Linked DNA regions of Mus musculus: region 2 is linked to region 1. A link is a loop called in an ENCODE intact Hi-C map of the cell type or tissue named here. Cell type or tissue: left cerebral cortex. All regions are shown on one strand.

Region 1 (8,000 bases):
TTACAGAGCTTCATGTGCCAAAATAAAAAGCCTCTATGATTTATAGTACTACCAGTTATACTGTTTTCATTTTAGAGACCTGTGGAGAGTTGGTAGAGTGTGTGCCTTTCATGTAAAGTTCCTAGGTTCAGTTCCCAGTGCCAGAAAACAGAAGGAAATAAAAAGGAAGACAAGATTACTTCAGGCTAATGCAATTATTTCTTTGGAAATCCTGAAGTGAACAAGTCTATCACTCGATTGGTTTTATCAACTAAGAGTAAATACACATTTTACAATGAAAAATCGTGAAAATTAATTTTAACTATCACTTCCGAGAAAAGAAAACAATCCCATTGCTTCTCAGAAAAATTTGCTAATACATATACATGAGCCTCTAAATGAGTAAAGACAGCCCTTTTCTGTCTTAGATTCAGCCCCTGGGTGAAGAATCTCACACTTGAGGAGTCCACAGGCACAAACTCCGGGATGCTGCTTCTATCTGGGCAGAGTTGATGGCGGCAAAGCCTCTGCTGCCCCCTGGTGGCATCTGCTGCTTTTCATTGATTCCCTGTTGCAGCTCAGAAAACCTGCTCTGAGGTTGCACTTCTATGCTGCCTCCTCTAGTGGGTCTCTGCAGGACTCTGGGATAGGAAGTCCTGCCAGTGTGTAACCACCTGCGCGTGATGTCGATCTTCAGCACAAGCTATGTGTGCCCTCACCCACTTAACAATTAACCCCTTTTGTCGGTCCAGTTAAACAATCAGAGTCTGACAGTACACATAGGACAGTGGAACTTAGTCGCTCATCTTTGGGGTCCTTTCTAATTTGTTACCTTGAGAATGTGTTTGGGTATTATTTTAAATTTGCCTCAGGTCCTTGTAGGAACTTTAGTGATACATAGCCTATGCCCATGTAAAGGCATTCACTCAGCCATGTTTGAAATGGCTCATTTGTCTGTTTGATCTTAGTTATTTGAGACTCTGTAGCCCAGTCTGGGTTTACATTTGCCATCTTGCTCCCTTCATGAGCCAAAGCTTGCTCTCTGTGGTCTGCAGCTCAGTTTGAGCTGTTCAGGCACTAGCATGCCCTATCTCTGCTCTTAAATCTCTTTAGCTTACCTGTGAATGTTTTTGCATTCTCAGAGATATGATTGCCGATATGTCAATCAATCAATCGATCGATCGATCGATCAGTCAATCGATTAATCTCGCCCACTGTTGTGAAGTGGCAAGCTGCCATGACCTTGCTTTCCCTCTTGCTCTCTTCTGTCATCACTAATCCCTCCTTTCCTAGATCAGGAATGGGCATTTCTCGTTGATTTAGTTGGTCTTACTCTATAGCTCTAGATGGCCAGGACCTAATGAGCAAACCAGGCTCATACTCGCAGAGATCCACCAGCGATGCCCCCTGAGTGCTGGGATTATGGGTATGGGTATTTTCTTTATTTTATTTTAATTTGAGAGAATGAAACCATGGTCTTATAAAAGATGGGGCGGGGGGGGGGGCAGATCCACAGTGGCAGGCAACTGGTGGATCTCTGAGTCTGAGGCCAGCCTGATCTACAGAGCAAGTTCCAGGGAAGCCAGGGCTACACAGAGAAACCTTGTAGTGAAAACAAACAAAAACTGAAGATTTTTTTCCCCCAACTTTTTCCAGGCCAACAATGTTTTCTATTCCTGCAACACCTTGGTCTAGAAGGCAGATTGTTCTCTTGAAGCAATGAACACAGAGTGCTGGGGCTGGAGAGATGGCTCAGCAGTTAAGGGCACTGACTGTTCTTCTGAAGGTCCTGAGTTCAAATCCCAGCAACCACATGGTGGCTCACAACCATCCGTAATGATATTTGACACCCTCTTCTGGTATGTCTGAAGACAGCTACAGTGTACTTACATATAATAAATAAATAAATAAATCTTTTTAAAAAATGAACACAGAGTGCTCAGCTGTGGAGTGATATGCAATGAGAACTAAACAGAGACTGGGGCGGGATGTGTTAATATCACTATTCTGTGCTTAAGAAAAGCAGAAAGAACAAAATACGTATGGTAATGCCCTCAGACAGGGCCCCTCTGTCTAGGTGAAGCCAGATCCTCAGCCTTAGGAGACAGCTCTGCTCTGTCCTCGCTGAGATGTCAGAGCCCCAGTGACCTGCCTGAGCAAGCAGACAGTTGGCGGAGGCAGCAGGTTTGGAGAGGCTGGTCTTCTCAGTAGAGATCTGGTGTTCAGTAATTGCAGAGGCTGGATTCTTAGGGCCAAAGCTTTGGCCTCAGGGGTCAAGAGAGCTTGCTGCTCTTCCAAGAGGACTGGAGTTTGGCTCCTAGTACCTACATAAGCAGGATCACAACCACCTATAATGGTAGCTCAAGGGGAACCAATACCCTCTTCTGGTCCCTGTGGGTCTCTGAATTGACATACACAAACTCAGACACAAGCACATAATTAAAAAAAAAAGTTTGATTCTTCATTTGGTTTGGTTCTAGTAATACGAATTTCATAAAAAGCCACTTACTGTGGAAAAAATCCTAGGTAGCGGGAGAGTAACTTTTACATCAGTTTTCACACCCAGACACTTGTACAACAACAGAATCATCCTGTCCAGTTTCCTTCTTATGAGAATGGAGCCAGCATTCTCAGCTTGCCCCTAGCTTTTCTTCTCTCTCCTCCTTCTTGTGTTTCCTTTTAGGAGAGTTTTTCTACGCATTCCAGACTGCCCTCAGTGATTTCAAGTTAGTAGATTAGAACAACAGCAACGTGTGTGTGTGTGTGTGTGTGTGTATTGTCTGCATGTGTTTGTCTGGATGTGTGTATGAATGTAGAGGGCAGAGTTTGATATTGAGTATGGCAGGTCTCCATCTTATTTTTTGAGATAGGGTCTCTCCTTTAACTTCGAGCACATCGACTGGCCAATTTGCTCCAGGAATCATCTTCCTTAGCACTGGGACCACTGTGTGCCCACCCCACCCAGCCTTTGAGTGGGTGCCAGGGATCCGCCTGCATATTGAGTGAGACATCTTCTCAGACCCCTGAGCACACATTTTAATTAACTTTATCATTGTCATGTGCAAGACAAAATATAAATGACCAGTTTGCTGCCCGGACATGACCAGGATAGAAGATTCCAACTGCTTTGCTGATCTGAACTAATTACTTTCCTGTTGCTGTGATTAAATACCATGAACAAGGCAACTTACAGAAGAGCGAGCTTGTTTGGGTGTTTAGCTCCTGATACTCTTGCCTCTAGTGCGGAGATTATAGGTGCTGGGTACCAACTTGGGCTGGTTAATTTTTTTCCTGGGCTGGTTTATTTATTTATTTTTTAAAGGTAAGGTCTCGTTCTGTAGTACTGACTAACCTGGGACTATCCATCTTCCTGTTTCTACCTCATAAGTGCCACCTGGCCAGTCTTAACAATGTTTTACCTCCTTTTTTGTCTTTTTGGAGTGAGTGCCTCTTTACTTAGCCCAGGCTAACTTGAACTTTGGATTCTCCTGGCATGGAATCAACTACTGGCATAACAGGCCTATGCCAAAGCTACTCGTCCTAAATGTACTTTCTTATTCTTTTTTAAAAATTGCATATTTTCTTTATGTACACTTCAAAATGTTATCCCCTTTCCTGGCTTCTCACTCCCAGAAACTCCCTATCCCACCCCCTCCCCCTGCTTCTATGAGGGTGTTCCTCCACCCACCACTCACTCCCACCCTCAATTCCCCTACATTGGGGCATCTATCCAGCCTTCATAGGATCAAGAACCTCTCCTCCCATTGTTGCCTGACAAGGGCATTCTCTGCTATACATGTAGCCGGAGCTATGTGTACTCCTTGGTTGGTGGCTTAGTGCCTGAGAACTCTGTTGGTTGATATTGTTGTTCTTCCTATGGGGTTGCAAACCCCTTCAGCTCCTTCAATTCTTTCCTTAACTCCTCAATTGGGACCCCCAACCCCCTCAGTCCAATGGTTGACTGTGAGCATCCGCCTCTGTATTTGTAAGGCTCTGGCAGGGCCTCTATATACAGCTATATCAGGCTCCTGTCAGCAAGCATTTCTTGGCATCTACAATAGTGTCAGGATTTGGTGACTGTATATGGGATGAATCCTCAGGTGGGACAGTCTCTGGATGGCCACTTTTTAAATTCTTACTGGCATAGCTCAGGCTGGCCTGGAACTCACATAGATCGTCCTGCTTCTACCTCCTCAGTACTGAATAACCACATTCAACTTTAAGTTGTGTATTTTACACCAAGCCCATTAGAAAAAAAAAAAAAAGACAGACTATTATAGGATATCTAGTTTTAACAGAAGTCAAATAAATCCTCTTTTAGATTCTCAACATCAGCGCATTTGGAGCCTTTGCTTTAGACTGGGTCACTTACAACTTAACGGCCAAATGACAATAACATGGCAATAGTAACTGGACATCTGTTATTTATTAGAAGCCACATGTTTATGTCAGGCATTCTGATAAGTAATTTATGTCTTTAATTTCCAAAACGCCTTCCCTAGGTAGGTAGGCATTAAGAAAAAGAAGGCACCAATTAATTTATGTATGTGCGCTTCTGTGTGCATGCTACGACATACTCGTGGAGATCAGATGGCAACTGGGTGATAACATTCTTTCCTTTCACCTTACGGATCCTGGGGATCAGACTCAGGTCGTGCCGCCTAGCCACCATGTCTGCTCAGAGGAGGCATTTTTATCCCCATTTTACAGACGAGTAAACTAAGTTTCGTTGTAGTTACTGGCATTTCGTGGCAGAGTCGAGGCTAGGATGGTTTCCAAATTCTCCACCCAGCGATGCAGCAAACACCAGGGAACGGCGCACACACTAAAAAGAAACCGACGGCCACTACAGCCACCTAAAGAGAAGCATTAGGGGCCAGGCGCAGAAACCGGAAGGTGAAGGCGCCACCGGAAACCAGAGTACAGCTTCCGGCGGTGCGCAGGAAGTAACTCTTCCGCGCGTTGCCAGGTTATAACGTAGAGGGGCAGTAGAGTTTGCTCCGGTCTCGCGCACGAGGTGCTCGTGTCCCGCTGCCCAGTGCCCGCAGTGAAGATGTCCCACGCATCCCCGGCAGCCAAGCCCTCCAACTCCAAGAACCCGCGAGTCTTCTTTGACGTGGACATCGGCGGGGAGCGAGGTGAGCGGCGCGAACGGCTCAGCGGTTCCCTCGCCCGGGGCCTCCCTGCTGCGGTTCTCCTTGGCCCGCTGGCTGTTCGGCGGCTCGGGGCCTGGGATCCGGAGGGGGATAGCAGCCTAGGTCCCAGACGGAGCGAGCCCTGGCCTCCACGAGTCCAGATTGCGCCCTCTCCCTTCCGGTGGAAGTTTCTGGAAATTTCTACTTCTACTTTAGGGATCGTGGCGTCCCTATCGTTTGTCTCTTTTTGATCGCACTTCCCTGCAACCTTTGCATCACTACTTACTATAAAGTGAAATGATTTGACGAGTAGTGGTGGATAGTTCGGTATGCTTCCTGGATATGTGCCTGGGGGGCTCAAGACACGCCACGTGCCTCTTGGTACACGAACTACATTGGGAGCTACCAGATCATTTTCAAATTAGAGTGACTTTCGTGCTTAGTGCTTTTTCCTTATTACTGATTATAGTAGCAGTTTAAGTAGGCGATCGTTTGTGCTGTTTTGGCATCATGGAATTGAGCACTATGTCTGTATGGTTACCTAGGATTCAGAGCTAAGAAGCCCTAAGCCAGTGGCTTAACCGGTGGGTGGAGGAAACTCCTTGGAGGGTGGGTTGTTAAACGACCATTTCACCGAGTTGCATATCAGATATTTTCATTACTAATCGTAACAGTAGCAAACTTACAGTTATGATGAGGAACTATATTAAAGGGTGGAAGCATTAAGAAGGTTGAGAAACACTGTCATAAGCCCTCGTGTTGCTTTGTAACTCAATTGGGCTTTTCTGAAGCATGTTAGAGTTGTAGGCCAGACCTGCTGGGATGGGTACACACACGGGTATATATGCATTCACTTTGTTTTGTAACAGATTTTATTGTTAACTGTCTCTTGGATTCTTGAGAAGGGAACTGTTTCAGAGGTTACAAAAGGCAGTTTCCATAGAACACAGAGTGGACTATGTCTTCTGTTAGTTACTTAGCGATTAGAAATTCTGAGTGCAGGGCCCCTGAGATAGGTCAGCAGGTAAAGGTGTCTGCCACCAACCCTGAATCCCAGCGATTGTCCCATGATCTCCACACTACATGCCTCAGCCTCACACATAAAATAAAATTTTTTTAAAAATATTTTTTAAGGATTTATTTATGATTATATCTAAGTACACTGTAGCTGTCTTCAGATGCCTTCAGAAGAGGACATCAGATCTCATTTCAGATGGTTGTGAGCCACCATGTGGTTGCTGGGGTTTGAACTCAGGACCTTCGGAAGAGCAGTCAGTGCTCTTAACCACTGAGCCATCTCTCCAGCCCAGAATAAAAAAATTTAAAAGTCTGAATATTATTTAAGTGATTTAGGGTTTTAAATCCTTTGTACATTAAACCATGTTGTGCTTCCTAGGCAGCTAATCGCCTGGATGCTGTAATTAGTTATAATCTTGTGTTGTTTCAAGTTTAGATCTACGAAGCTTTCCTTAGACTAAATAGGAATCGTAGAAAAATGACAATGAGATGACAGTGACACGGATCTGACAGTTCCGTGTTTGGGCTTATTTTCAAGGGAGATGAAGTTTGTATGCATACCCGAGGCACTGCAGCGTTATTCACAGTAGCCAACACACACAGCACCAATCTAGTGTCTGTCAAAGCATGAGAACATACACCGTGCTGTATACACAGTAGAATATAACACTGGCCTTTAAAAGAGGGAAATCTTATTTATAACTTTGTAGTTAACTCTAGAGGATAGTATGGTGCATGAAATAACCTACAATAGGCTCTCACGTTTGTGGACTCTTTAAAAAGTTGAACTTAGAGAAGTAGCATGATAGGTACCATAGCCTGGGAAGATGGCAGTTAAAGGATGCACAATTTCATTTAAAGAGTGGTAAGCGCAGAAGATCTGTCCACAGCATTGTGACTCCAGTTAGTGACGTGGTTAAAGAGAACTGAATGACACGTTGGATGAGGTGTTAGCCACTGGTTGTGTAATTCGTTATCTCCGTTTGGTTTGCCTGTTCAGTTTGCACACTGACAAGATGTCCTTTTCTTTTCCTTCAGTTGGCCGAATTGTTTTAGAATTGTTTGCAGATATTGTTCCCAAAACTGCAGAAAATTTTCGTGCGTTGTGTACAGGAGAAAAAGGAACTGGGTCCACGACCGGGAAGCCTCTCCATTTTAAAGGATGCCCTTTCCACCGAAGTACGTATACAAACTTCCTCTGTCCAAATAGCTTGATATGTATATTAGTCCTGCTCTTAAGAAGGGACGGCGAGTGTTAATTTCTTTTTTTCTTTTTTTGAGACAGGGTTTCTCTGTAGCCCTGGCTGTCCTGGAACTCACTTTGTCCACCAGGCTGGGATTAAACTCAGAAGTCCGCCTGCCTCTGCCCCCCAAGTACTGGGGTTAAAGGCGTGGGCCACCACGCCCAGCTCAGAGTGTTAATTTCTTGAAGGATACTTAGACAAAGTGGTAGCTCAGTGTCATAAGGGCTTGGTGGTATGCCGTAGGATTGATGGTCGGAGTGGACTATAGTTTATCTCATATCATCTGTCTTGTAACTCTCTTCTTCAAACCATTTCATTGGTAAAGAAAAGGCATGGCAGATAAATAAGCTGATTTTAGGTCATTTGACAGGCTGGGCAGAATGTTTGAGAAGTATTTGACATTTGGTGTCCAGAACACCTTGGTAATGTGTGATTAAACTATTACTTCATACAAATTACTTGTCTGCTATCCTAGGGGTCTGTGGGCTCAGCGGAGCTCGGGAGCCACACACACTCACCATTCTGTTTTCTCAGCTAATGACAGTCTAAGTAAGCACAGTAAATATGTCTGAATAAACAAGTACGTGACAGTGTCAGCAACTTTCCTGTATTGCAGGGGAGTGAA
Region 2 (8,000 bases), 490 kb before region 1:
CAGCTTGTGCACACAGAGAGGCCAGGTTTGTGTGTGTGTGTGTGTGTGTGTGTGTGTGTGTGTGTGTGTTGGGGAATAGTCTTAATGGTCTTTTGCTTGTATATTATGGTTTTTGTTTTTAGGGGGTTTTGATTTGTTTCTAAAGAGAGACAAAGAGTTGGGAGGTAGGGAGGTTGTGAGGATCTGGGAAAAGTTGGGAGAGTGGAAAATTATTTTCAATAAAAATACAACTTAATGAAAGCTCAGAATAGAAGCAACACATATGAACATCATAAAAACTGTATTTGACAAACCTACAGCTAATATTATATTTGATGTCAGAAAGTGAAACATTTCCAATAAAATCACAAACAAGGCAATGCTGCCCACCTTCTCTGATTTTATGCAATACAGCATTGGAAGTCTTGGCTAAAGCAGTAAGACAAGAAAAGCAAATGACCGGGATACAAACAGCAAAGAAAGAAGTCTCTATCTGCAATGATACAATTCTATTTATTAAAGGCCCCGAAGAGTCCACCAGAAACCCACTAAAACAAGTAAACACTCAGTAAAGCAGTAGGATACAAAATTAGTACACAGAGATGATTAGGCCTTCCTTAACCAGCAACAAACTAACTGGAAAAGGGATGAGAGAAATGATTCCATTCATAAGGCCAAAAAAACAACAAAGCAAAACAAACAAATAAAAACACCAACAAATAACAAAGGGAGGGGGGAGGGGCACATGAAAAAAGCACCTTTTACTGAAACCTAACCAAGGATATAAAGATCTCTCTATTGTAGAAAGATGGTTTTGGACTGGAAGAATCAGGATTGTGACAATGGCAGGCCAGTAGATTCAGTGCAACTCCAGTCAAGATTAAAGTGAAGTTTTCACAGAAATACAAAACAGTCTTAAAATCGCTATGGAAGACAAGAGGCAATGAGGCCACAGCCGTCTGAGCAGTGCTGGGGGTTCACGTGTTCGTTACTGAGGGTCAGGTCAGCACTGCCATACATCTCATACCTGGCAGTCATCCACCTTAGTCCTCATGACTCCTTTCATGTATTCTTTGTCCATGGTGGGCGAAACACCAAAGCTGTTTCCCATGCACAGAATTTCTGCTTTCCCATCCGGATATGTCACCTCCACGGAACCATTGAGAATCACTGACCAGGAATCCAGCTGAGAAAAACAAAAACAAAAAAACCCCGAAGGTAACACTGTGATCACCTGGCTTAAATGCTAGACGTGTCCTAAACTAGAATCTGGGATCTCCTATCTTGAAGATGGAACAAATTACCTGAAGAATCTTAACTGTTTATCAAACAAGCGCGCTCTCTCTCATGTTCTCTCTCTCTCTCTCCCCCCCCTCTCTCTCACACACACATACACACAATTCTTAGACCCAACACAGAGTAAAATCATTTAAAAACATTAAATATTCTCTAAAATGACACATGAGAAAAATTATCTATATATCAAAGGGAATGTAAAGAAGATAAAATGTTCGTCATGGCTTAAATACAAACATCGTTTTGTTTCTATGAGAGGCAGTGAATTTATGATGTACGGTCAGAAACTAAAAAGCTAATACATCACAGAGTCTCAGGATGGCTGTGTACCTCAGGGTGAAGTGCCTGCCTACCATGTGAAGGGCTCCAAGTTTGAGCCTCAAGATCAAGCAAAATCAAAACCTCCAGTGGCACTGCATGCCATGGTGGCACATGAGAAATAGAAGAATGGATCTTGGATGAATAAGGGAATGTTTGAGTGGACACCAGTTTCCATCTACTCAAACTCATCCCTGCTAAGTTCGTAAGAGGAAAAAACAGGAACAAGGTTTTGTCTGGGTGTCACTGATCCTCGAGCTTTCTAGGCGGTAGAAACCCCTGCTGACCTCTTCTCCGTCGTTTAACACAATGGTTCCAGCTCTTTCCACCACTGCAAACACCATCACGGCACAGAGCTCCCGTCTTACTGACATCGTCATATTGGCAAAGGCCGGCAGCTGGTGCATAAATTCCAGTAGTTGTTCTGAAAGGTAAAACCGTAATTTATACTGAGAACACATCTTCAGAAAGAAATACTGAGCTGAGCTCCAGACCTCTGTGTGCCTTCCCTGCAAGAGGAGAGCTTGCCTGCAGAGAGTGCTCTGACCACTGAGACTCAGGAGAGAGCTGGACTCCCAGGACTGCTGACAGAGGCTAACAGAATCACAGGAGGAACAAGCTCCACCCAGAGACAACTATAAGAACTAACTCCAGAGATTACCAGATGGCGAAAGGCAAACGTAAGAATCTTACTAACAGAAACCAAGACCACTCAGCATCATCAGAACCCAGCACTCCCGCCTCAGCCAGTCCTGGATACCCCAACATACCTGAAAAGCAAGATTTGTATATAAAATCATATCTCATGATGCTGATAGAGGATTTTAAGAAGGACATTAACAGCTCAAAGAAATACAGGAGAACACAGTTAAACAGGTAGAAGTCCTTAAAGAGGAAGCACAAAAATCCCCCCAGAACTGTGTCTCTAGCTGCACATGTAGCAGAGGATGGCCTAGTCAGCCATCAATGGGAGGAGAGGTCTTACAAAGATCATATGCCCCAGTACAGGGGAATGCCAGGGCCAGGAAGCGGGAGTGGGTGGGTTGGGGAGGGAGGGGAGAGTATAGGGGACTTTTGGGATAGCATTTGAAATGTAAATGAAGAAAATAGCTAATAAAAAGGAAAAAAAAAGAAGAAGAAGAAGAAAGAAGAAAGAAATACTCCAGGAAGACAGACTGAAGGGCTTCTATCTTGGGCAGGTAATGCCAAGACTGACTAGCTCTGTATCTCAAACCCTAGGCAGAAGGTTTCAATACATGGGTGGCTCTGGTAATCAGTGGTGGGTGGTACCCACTGACTCTATCTGATATGACAATCTTCTGAGAAATCTTAAATACATCTTATAGGAAGAATAAGTCTGTCTAGTGAATCTTACTTCTGGAATGGGCATGCAAATCCATGCCAGGCCATAAAATTTTTTAATCTTGCAACAAAATAATTCTGCAATAGATGATCCACATCAAATCACACAAAGGCAGAAGTTTCTACACTGAGAAATTCAGGGGCCCTCTGATGTTAAACCTAGAGGGGATCAAAGGCGTCGCGATCCTCTGCTGCCACATCACAAAATGCCTTGCTCTTTCTAGACTGTTCTATGGCTACCACCCCTCCCCCTACAGACCACACATTCTACCCTTTCTGTCCCTTTGCAAAAGTTCTCACGTTTTCCTGCAAAGTTCAATAACTATAAGAAAAATATGAGACAATAAAAGATTATCTAGCATTAAAAAATAGAACTGGATAGGAAATGTCGACATCATATGTAAGAACAAAGGTTAAAGAGAGAAAAAGGGTCTAATACTAAATGTAAGCCATTCCCAGATTCAGTTGAAATACCATATTCAGGGACTGGAGAGAGCGTTAGGAGTTAAAAGGCATGCACTGTTCTTGCAAAGGGCCTGAGCTCAATTCTCAGCACCCACATCACAAAAGCCACAACTACTAAATACCTCGTATCTAAAAGGCATGGTTTATGGAGCAAAACCAACTATGATAAATTCACTTTCTTCAAAATAACTGAGACAAGGACACACATCCAGTGATCGTTGGGAACCCAAGGAGAAGTTGTTTTCTTTTGCAGTTCTTAAAAAATATCAGCAATTTCATCAACTTTAACTTAAATGCTCATTTGTGCATGCGAGCACCCACATCAGCTCTGTCACTTCGCTGCTGAGTAATGTTATCAAATAAAGGTTAGCCATCGCAGAGATGCTCCTGTTAGAAGCCAGCCAGCCAGCTTTGCGTTTATTTGTAGGACTATGAAGGGCGCTTGCTTTCCAGGAATTCTCAGAAAGGTTTTTCAGATACTAAGTAAGTCTTACGTTTCTAGGAACAATAGACATACTGTACATACTTTAATTTTAAATTTCTTACAACCATTCTAAAATTAACACATTAAAAAGAGAAGGTGCACCAGTCAGTTTACAAAAAGGAGGCCTTCAAATCAATGCATTTATAAGCAGTATTTAGGCTTTTAAAATGCCCATGGAAAGCACTCTAAAATAAGATGGTATGTTGAACATATAGACTTTTACTAGAAATGATAGTCGATAGATTTGTTTGTGATGTTGGCCTAGAACAAGAATAGTAGCAATTGGAAACAGATGATATGTCTGACCCGAGGAAGCCAAACTGTATGACCACCATTCCCCTGGCGCAACCTTCTGCCTCCTTCTGTGGAGATTGTCTTTAAATAGAACCACTCCCTTCAGCAGGGGGTGGGGCGTCTGGGACCCAGCAGGTAAACACATTTCATGGTTCACATGTTAGGAAACCTAAACTCATAGATTCACCAGGATCCTTTCCAGGGTTACGGATGCCATAACTGCTGGGGGAAGTGATTGGCAGCCAAACCGAGGAAAGGAGTCTCTACCATGTCCAGCTTCCTGGGTTGCAGGTCTCCTTAGCTTTTCAGTAATAGCATGCTTTTGAGCCATCCATGTTCCTGTAAGTAACCCCCAAATAAAATTCACTGGCCCATCAAGTTAGACTTTGTTCCTCTATCTCCTGTTCCGTACCCGGGGTGAGTAGACACACGCCATCTCCCCAGGAAAGATCTGTCTCACAACACTCTGTCAGCCTAGTCCCTGCTCCTTTCCCCTCACAGAGCCCATGCTATCTGCTGTATCTCCCCTGCCCCACAGCACACATTCCGCTGCAAGCTGTAGCTTCCCTTGCCTAGAGCAGGACAAGGTCCAATCTCTCCTCTTCATCCTGAGCTGCCAAGAACTAGAAAGTCCCTGCCACAGGAGCAAAATGAATGAACGATTACCAGCACAGGCTCTTCATCTCTAAATCGTCTGCAGTTCCAGCAAATGACTTCATTAGACATGAAATCAAAGGGCTGGTTTTCTATTTCCCACTATATGCATACAGCTTAAACTGCCGGTTTTCCCACAAGTGTGTTTGCATAAACTAAAACAAAAGCAGTAAGTTACTCGCACCTTCCCTTATCTAATCTCACTGAGTTGAGCTCACTGAATTCTCCTTCAAACATGTACAGGCTTAAAGAGTTAGTGAAGGGCACAACACACAAGTCGCCTGCGACTGGCAGAGGTACTTACAGACCCTAGAACTGGGTGGGAGATGGCCCTGGTGATCACCTAGTATCTTACACAAAAAAGGTCAGAGTTGGATGTGTATTCAAACGCAAAGCTACTATTAAGGAAACAAGTCTTGCTCCTATTAAAAGGGAGACATAACTCCCCTAATGGTTTTAATTTTGAGGGGCACTTCAGGGCTCAACCAGCACAAATCGGTCTTAGTTACGGTTTCTCTGGCTGGAGGCAGGGACAGAGTTACCACCACACACAATATCTCATTAAGCTCAATGACTTTCTAGTCCAGTGGTCCAAACTCTTTCCACAGTTCTGCCCTCAACATGCTCAGGTCTGTCATGAAATACCCCAATCCTGGTGCCCACTCTGCCTTAGTTAGGGGTTTTAACTTCACCTTACAACTCTCGGGTCATGCTTCACCATTGAAAACAGTCAGGGCAGGCACCCGGAGGCCTGACTGAAGAGACGCCATGGAGGAGGGCTGCTTGCTGGCTTGCTTCCCAAAGTTCACTCCACTTACTTTTCTTCTTTCCTTTTATTTATTCTCACACAGATTACATCCTGATGGCAATTCCCGCACCTCATCTCTCCCACTAGCTTCCCTTTCCTCCAAACTGCCCCCTCCTTCATCTCCCCTCTGAAAAGAGCAGGCTTTCAAGGGACATCAACCAAATATAGTATAACTAGCTACTGTAAGACTAGGCACAGATTCTGACATCAAGTTCGCCTGCCTTCTTATACATCCTATGGCCACCACCCAGACGGGCACTGTCTGCAGTTGGCGTGGCCCTCTGACACTAATCATCCAATGAAGAAAGTGCCCCCCTCCACTTGCCTACAGGCTGACCTTACGGATGAATCTTCTCAGTTACAATTGCCTCCTCCCAAATACATCCAGATTGTGTCAAGTGAATAAGAAAAAAATTAAAATCCAACCAATACGTTACTTACAGCCCCTTCACTTGTGAGGCTGAAGCAGAAGGATAGTAGGTTTGATGTCAGTGAGGGGCATTTAAGAAAACCTGCCTAAAATAAAACAAGCAAATAAACAAATCCCACTACATCATCATCATCATCATTATCATCATCATCTTAATAGAAAAAAATTATAGACTAGACAGAAAGAAGAAAATCTCAGCTCCACAGCTCACAGGCTAACTACCTCAGCTTTGCTATTTTCTTCCTCACACATAAGCATAAGCCAACCACTTACAGGACTGTTACAGTTTCCATTTTGTCAACTAACATTAAGCTAATGTTTACTCATGGAATAAGGCTTGTAAGACAATTACTGAAAGTAATACTGTGTTAAGCCTACTTTTAACTTAAAGAGAAGGGGTCAGAAATTAAGCTAAGATAAATGTTATGTGAATGGGTTTTTATAAGAAGTTTCACTTTCAGTTATATTTGTAGATACTAGCTGAGTGAGACCCAACAAATCGGTTTCACACGGAGCTGGAAGGGTTCTGCAGCCACTCTTCAGGGTTGGGGATCCTGAGAGGGCGGGCTTTACAAACCTTCCAGACTCGGGCTGAATTACATCCGTGCTTGCCTCTCAGTCTTTCTGCCTGTTTAAAGCGTGCAGCCTTGGGCACTTACCGATGTCATCGTCAGTCCTGTCTATCGGGTCCTTCTCCAGGCAGTCCCTCACGATGTCCCTGCTCATCAGAGGGTCTGATGCTCTCTCGATGTCTTCCTCATCATCGTCATCCTCAGAGTCAACCGCCGTCTCTGGCAGTCCACTCAGGTCCATGTCACCGGCCTCGCTCTCCGTGGCCTTAAATCAGATGCAAAAGCAGACTTTAGGAACCACTGGAAGACAGTCAACCTATGGTGTGCTCAAGCACTAAGAACAACTACGGCTCACCATAATTGGCAGTATTTACTTCTCTACAGTTGAGAGCCAGCATCAACAAGTAGCTATGCCCCAACATGAGAGGAAGCTCAGAAGACATTAACATTATGGACAGAATAATCTTTGCCTCAGAAATTAGGATTTATTATAAGAAATGCAGAGAAAACTATGAAGTGAAAAAGAGAGTATTGGTTTTCACTTTGTTTTTAAGAGAGATGACTTACACTAAGAGGGTAACGATTTACTATGTGGAGTGATCTCTTCTCCAGGAGGACTGCATAGAGGATGACAGAACTATTTTGCCTCAGCTGGTCTTCTTGAAAGAAGGAGTCATAAATTGAAGGTAGCTTGATAATCACACATAACTATCTGGATTGATTCAATGGCCACTTGAATTTTAAATCACTCAACAGGGCAGAAGGATGTGTGTATACTATAAATATACATATATATAGAGGATATATACATATTGTATATCACACACACACACACACACACACACACACACACATACACACACACACACCTACCCACAGACACACAGACACAGACACAGACACACACACCCACCCCGACCCACCCTGGAAGAAGACTCTTCTGTTTCATTGGCACAAAGCTAAACTAACAATTTGACTGCAAGTTAGAAACACAAGTTAACTGAATACTCTCTTAGCTACCAGAATCACTGATTTCAAATGGCTTTCTGCCCAATCTGAAGACTAGAGACAGCTATCCTTCAGGTGAGTCCAGTCTTTAGTGATTTATTGGCCCAGTGTATCCATCAAACCCTAACCCTAATCCTAACCCTTGTTTTGTAGCCATGGAATTCACCAACTGCTTCTGCATACTGAGAATGAATTTACATACATATTAATTGCATCGACTTTAAACATCATTAATGTCTTTTTCACCCAAGAAAGTAAACTTAGGAAGACATATTATAAAATAACTTAGTAAGAAACATTATAAAGTTCACCAGCTTAAAATCACAGCTC

The links. Hi-C counts contacts between places; a loop is a spot of excess contacts. Peaks named below come from ENCODE experiments on the same cell type or tissue, not always from the same donor. Only the 100,000 strongest peaks of a DNase experiment are listed, where the experiment ranks them.
Region 2: a loop joins it to region 1, with 2.5 times the contacts of the local background. A loop is called at or near these places in 9 of 42 quality-filtered maps.

Annotation. Positions count from the first base shown.
Region 1 is chr3:79,586,441-79,594,440 of GRCm38, forward strand. Ppid (peptidylprolyl isomerase D (cyclophilin D)) reads left to right here and starts at 4,897. Exons shown (of 10, transcript NM_026352.4): 1 at 4,897-5,117; 2 at 7,170-7,310. The coding sequence starts at 5,033. In left cerebral cortex, CTCF peaks have their summits at 560 (motif pointing left) and 4,972; DNase peaks (open chromatin) are centred at 526 and 4,911; H3K4me3 peaks cover 1,796 bases; H3K27ac peaks cover 1,074 bases.
Region 2 is chr3:79,097,214-79,105,213 of GRCm38, forward strand. It overlaps Rapgef2 (Rap guanine nucleotide exchange factor (GEF) 2), which reads right to left. Exons shown (of 24, transcript NM_001310536.2): 3 at 6,750-6,927; 4 at 1,881-2,017; 5 at 1,007-1,165. Among named protein-coding and RNA genes, the nearest start is that of Rapgef2, 45 kb to the right of the region's middle. In left cerebral cortex, no CTCF peak of the experiment used is centred here; a DNase peak (open chromatin) is centred at 3,773.